Regions from separate parts of the Homo sapiens genome. Here region 1 is linked to region 2. The links are chromatin contacts, found by Hi-C or POLR2A ChIA-PET in ENCODE. All regions are on one chromosome and are shown on one strand. Each heading gives the region's core, a stretch centred on a gene start or an enhancer-like site at or near the end of the contact. The rest is flanking DNA. Distances are from core to core; before and after follow the strand shown. Region 1 overlaps CDK5RAP2 (CDK5 regulatory subunit associated protein 2). Region 2 overlaps CDK5RAP2 (CDK5 regulatory subunit associated protein 2).

Evidence for each region. A loop is a pair of places that touch in the nucleus more often than their neighbours do. ChIA-PET counts read pairs that join two places held with the same protein, here RNA polymerase II (POLR2A). Pooled maps may share reads with other maps.
Region 1: POLR2A ChIA-PET joins it to region 2 with 16 read pairs in A549. The contact joins two enhancer-like sites. A Hi-C loop is called at or near these places in 1 of 168 maps with a recorded cell type or tissue (mammary epithelial cell) and 1 of 50 pooled maps. POLR2A ChIA-PET finds 5 or more read pairs at or near these places in 2 of 52 experiments (A549 and PC-9).

Annotation. Positions count from the first base shown.
Region 1 is chr9:120,531,332-120,534,177 of GRCh38, reverse strand. All of the region lies in intron 7 of CDK5RAP2 (CDK5 regulatory subunit associated protein 2), which reads left to right. Among named protein-coding and RNA genes, the nearest start is that of CDK5RAP2, 47 kb to the left of the region's middle. Within about 2 kb of position 1,582, at least 11 of the 41 ENCODE cell types and tissues checked have a DNase peak (open chromatin) inside an H3K27ac peak, as active enhancers do.
Region 2 is chr9:120,442,249-120,444,948 of GRCh38, reverse strand. It overlaps CDK5RAP2 (CDK5 regulatory subunit associated protein 2), which reads left to right. Exons shown (of 38, transcript NM_018249.6): 23 at 1,207-1,329. Among named protein-coding and RNA genes, the nearest start is that of CDK5RAP2, 140 kb to the left of the region's middle. Within about 2 kb of position 1,273, at least 3 of the 41 ENCODE cell types and tissues checked have a DNase peak (open chromatin) inside an H3K27ac peak, as active enhancers do.

The sequences.
Region 1 (2,846 bases), core at 333-2,832, 89 kb before region 2:
GTGACATGGACCTTATTGAAGAATTTGAGTTTTATCCTAAAGGCATACAAGAAGCCACTGAAGAGTTAAAGGTGGGGCTTCAGGGAATGACAAGATCAGATTTAAATTTAGAAAGGTCTTTCTGCCTGCCCTTGGGGAATGGATTGACACTGGGGCTGGGTAGAAGACTGGTTCTCAGGCTGATGCAGAAATCCAGGAAAGAGCTGATGGTGACCAAAGTGGAGGTGACAGAGCTGGGAATGGAGGAGAACAGGCTAGAAGGTAGAGTGGATGTGATGGGCTTGAAGGGCTTGGTGACTGACTGGATCTGGGGGATAAGGGGAAAAGCTACAGTGACACACCCTTGCCCAGGCATTTTTTTTTTTTTTTTTTTTTTTTTTAGATGGAGTCTTAACTCTGTCCTCCAGGCTAGAGTGCAGTGGCGTGATCTTGGCTTACTGCAACCTCAGCTTCCCAGGTTCAGGTGATTCTCTTACCTCAGCCTCCTGAGCAGCTGGGATTACAGTTGCCCGCCACCAAAAAAGCCTGGCTAATTTTTGTATTTTTAGTGGAGACAGCGTTTCACCATGTTGGCCAGGCTGGTCTTGAACACCTGACCTCAGGTGATTTGCCGGCCTCTCAAAGTGCTGGGATTACAGACATGAGCCACTGTGCCTGGCCCTTGCCCAGGTTTTGAACATGAGCAGCTGTGGGGTGGTGCAATTTATTGAATTTTGTTGGGGGAAAAGGAAAAAGAGGAAATGTTTTTGGGTGGAGGGAGAGGGAAGATGATACCTTCAGTTGGCACATGTTGGGTTTGAGGGCCTGTGAGCTTCAGTGAGTAGAGTCTAGGATGTGGTTGGGTGTATGAATTAAAGCTTGAATTAGAGGAAGTATAGATTCATTCCTTAACCAACTACTGAGTGTGGCCTTGGGAATGCGTGCTGGGAATGCAGGGCTGAACGTTGTCCTGCTTCTATGGTGCTCTCAGTGTGGGAGGGGATAGATGTTAAAAAAAATATATGTCGTGATTGATGCCGTGATAGAGGTGAGCCCAGGGTTCCGTGCTGTGACAAAAGCAAGGTGTGATCAGCTCTGCCTGGGCGTGGAATGGGGAGGGCTTGTCAGACAAGGAGTCCTGCGAGTTGGGTGAGGACGCTTTGCCTAGCAGAGAGAACAGCACGTAAAGGTACAGAGCCTGGCACATTTTAAGGTGATCCTAGAGGAGAGTGGTCCTGTTAGCATGTGCCACAGAAGCTTAATTGCTCATCTTTTTTTGGAAGGGGGACTTTGGGAAGGGTTAACGTGTATCAAGTACTTACTGTGTTCTAGGTGGTAGAGTCTCCATGGATGTCGGATCAGAGCTTTGCTAAAGGCGGCATCTTCCTGGGATTTCCCATAGGTCTGACTGGAGAGGCACCAAAACCCAACATGTCAGTCCTATGAATGCAGCTGTCTCTCAGGGATAGCTGTGTCCCAGGCGCACTCCCAGAGATCAGTGCAGCAGTCAGATGCCAGCTCTGGATTTTTGCTCAGGGTGTGGCCCTCTTTGTGGTGAAACCTTCCTGGGTGTGTAGGATCAGCGTGTTCCCTCCCTGAAGGCAGGCCTGCCTAGGAAGCTAAGTCAAGGTCAGATGGTTAGCAGAAAACTGGAGCCAGAGTCCTTGGTTTTGCCCTGGTGAGACGGATCCAGATCTGCGACACAGATTGACTCACTGTTGGGCAGGGCAAGGTATTGAATCTTTAGGGCCCAGGGACCCCTCACGTGGATGGACTCTGCCAATATCTTTCTGGGCTCCCACCACCCTTTTTAAAGGTGCATGCTTTAGCTACTTTATTGTCTTCAATCTGGCCTTTGAGCTGCTCTGTGTCTTTAAGGCAGTTAATACTGGGAAGTCCTGCAGATCAAATATGCCAACAGATATGATCTGTTTGGCTTACAGTATTTTTTAAAGTGTGAATTAGTTGCCAGTATGTAAAAAATTGAATTTCATGCAGAAGTCTGGATTTCCACCTTCTGTTTAAAACCTAGGAGATTGGCAGCCCTGGGTATCATCTTGCTGGATTGAGGCTACCCCTCCCCTTAGATGGGCTTGGTGCTCCAGCTTGGCCACAGGAGTCCCCACCAGGCCTGCCTACTTTTTCTTTTCTCTATGTAGAACTTGCTTTAAGGTAACTAAAAAAAAAAAAAAATTCAGTTTTATTGGTGTATAAATTACATACAACACAGTGCTTCAATTTTAAGTGTATATAGTTCGGTGACTACCTCTCCCATTGATTATGTGACGATTTCAAAGTTGAGCCCCTAGAGGGCAATCTTACACCTCTTTCCAGGTTTTCTGGGGCATTGCACTGGTGCTGCCTGGCACCTTGTCTCCTAGTGCATTGCTAGGTGCTTTAGTTACCTTTGTCTCCCTCTTTACCTTCATCCCAGGAAGCTGTGCTTCACTAGGGCAGCTCTGTCTGACTGCAAAATCTTTCTTCTTTCTCCCAAACTAAGTTGCTTTCTTGGTTTAGCTGCAGAAAGGCTATTCTGAGGGTCTTCTGACAAAATGCTAATTGTTACATGTTAAAAAAAAAAAGTAATAATTATAACAACTGTCATTTGTTGAGTTCCACCATATTCCAGGAGCAGTGCAAGATTGTTTTAAATAGCTTGTCTCTGGTCCACAATCACAAGTCACCCCTATTTTGTAGCTGAGGAGGCACAGGCTCAGAGAGATGGAATTACTTGCCATGGCCAAGGGGCAGTTGATATGGGATAATTTGGTAATTATATTGTGTTATTTGATAACACAGCCCAGAGAGGGATGTGTTCAGCTGTTCCTGAGTGGGGCACTAGGGGTGCAGGTAGCAAAGCTTCCTGG
Region 2 (2,700 bases), core at 24-2,523:
ATTATTTACTGAGTCTTGCTATACACTCTAAGTACATGATCTAATTGGGTTCTCTCAACAGTCCTTTGAGGCAGATACAGAAATTACTACCATCTTATAGTTAAGGCAGCAGTTTCAGAGATAAAGTGACTTGGCTACAGTCACACTGTGACTAACTTTTCTAGCTAGGTGGGAATCAGCCTGCCTAATTTCAAAGTCCATGTTCTTTACTGTTTCACAAAGCCTAGTATGTGATACTTCTTGTATGGATTTTATGAAGATCCATAGCCAAAGGTATGTTCCATTTAATTTTAAGTTTTCTTTTGGGTTTACCATAGTTGAGGTTTCCAGATAAGAAGACCTTTGGCAGAATTGCTCTTCCCTTACCACCTCCTTATCTACCTTCTTCTAATCCATTCAACCATCATCCAGACATCTTTTCATTCATTCAGTGAACATTCCCTGAGCACCTGCTATGTTTCCAGCCTCATGCACTGGGGGTAGGAGAGAAATAAATCAGATGCAGTCTCTGCCTTCTGAGAACTCCCCATCTGGTGTGGGCTTGGGGAGGTGGCAGTTAACTAAATCAATACAGGGTTGTGGGGACCTTCATGGAGGAAAGATTTTATGGCAAAGGTAACTCAGCTCAACAGAGGCCCTGGCACTTTGCCCATAGCTTGCCATTTTTTAAAATTCAAATTTAAATTTTTTATATTTTGTAGAGATGGGGGTCTTGCTATATTGCCCAGGCTGGTCTTGAACTCCTGGCCTCAAGTGGCCCCCCTGCCTCGGCCTCCCGAAGTGCTGGGATTATAGGCATGAGCCACCATGCTGGCTCCTAGCTTGCCATTTGCACTCAATACTGTTTTTATTTTTTGCTGAGACACCAGAGTGCCTCAACTCCAGGTGCTACCTCAAACAGTTGCCCAGGAGACCCTAGGGCCTCTCTCTTCTTGGGAAAAATGGGCACGAATTGATAGAATTCATTTTCTCACTCAGCTTTTTGAGAGCCTGGACTTAAACCATTTCAGACAAGCTGCAGTATATTTATGCTTTTTATGTCCTGTTATGGCAGCTCGATAGATTAATTTTATCTTATAAATTGCATTTTGCCTCCCCAGTGTTTTTATTTTCCCTGTTGTATCTTTGTGTTCTTCTCAGTTGCTTGGCTAAGTTTCAGGTCTTACGGTTTTATTTATTTTTCTTTCTCTTTGTGATTGCCTGTAGCTCAGCCCCCTGTGGGAGCAGCCTACCAGGACAGCCCAGGAGAGCAGAAAGGAATTAAAACCACATCTTCTGTCTGGAGAGACAAGGAAATGGACAGTGATCAGCAAAGAAGCTACGAGATTGGTCAGAATTCAGCCCCTGTGTGTATTGAACAGCTTCCATGTGCCAGGCACCATTTGGATGTTTTATCTAAAAATTATTACTAAGCCCATAGCAGCCCTCTCAGGGCATTATTATCATTCCAGTCTAACACATGGGAAGCTGAGGTTTTAAGAAATAATTGACCCAGGGTCACCCAGCTGGTAAGTAGGAGAAGAGTCAAGGTACAGTAGGATGTCAGAACCCACCCGTCCATGTGTCAGCATGCTTCTCTACCAGGCAGTGGGCTGGGTTCTGGTGGTTCAACATGAAAAGACACAGCCTGCTCTTAGGGACCCCACAGCTCGGAGGAGACAATCATCCCAACAGCCTGTTAGTATTCAGCGCGGGGCTGCCTGTTGCTGAGGTGTGCTTGGTGTTGGTCCGTGTGCCCAGGAGGAGTGGGTCAGAAGAGAGCCTGAGGCTGAGACTGGGTTTGTGGGGTTTGCCAGGCAGATCAGTGGAAAAGGTGCAGAGATACGGGTGAGGGCAGAGGCAAGTTGTATTCCTTTCTTTTTAAAATTATGAAGTATTAGAAGCATACATAAGCACAAAAGATAATATAACAAATACTCATGTTCTCATTCAACCAGAATGAACAAATGCCTACATTCTTTTTATGTTAGATATTTTTCCCCCTTCATTAAAAAAAATCACTATTAATCCAGATCTAATTCACTCTGTTAGAAATAATTGTCCTCAAGAATCCTAAATTTGTCATGGGATGGCCATGGGGACACCAGTCTCTGGAAAAATACTGAGTTGTGGTATATACACTGTTGTATACTTTTGCAAGGTCCAGAGTCACTGCAGTGAACACATGGTCACATGCTTCTGCGTGTTCTGGGCTTTGAGGAGAAAGCTACTCTACCAGGCAATAAAGTCCCCCTTAGCTGAATTGTGGAAAGTTGTAGAACTATAGTATTTCTTATAATGCAAATATTCATAAATGGTCTTGGGGACATCTTTTGATTTCTTCTTGATAGTTATTAATACAGACTTCTTAACTAATCGACAGCTTCCCTTTCCCTGTCAGTACTTCCCTTCATTACTGAATGTCTTTCATTTTTCTGAATGTGCTTCCAGAACTTTGTATGTGAATTGCATCTGCCTGAACTTCCACCTTTTAATTGTTGCGCAGCTGAGGCTGGGTGCTGCGTGTGACATCTTCATTGCTGTTTCTTTTTCACAAGGCCCTTGACAGATACTTGGGATGTGAATAAAGGATTTTACAGGCATCTTGGCCTTCACATTGAGGGTTAAGAACTCTCTCTCTCTTTGCTCATGCACCGCGGTACAGGAGATTGGATTGCAGGAGTGTTACTTCGGGAAGCATCATTCAGAGTGTTAGAGGCA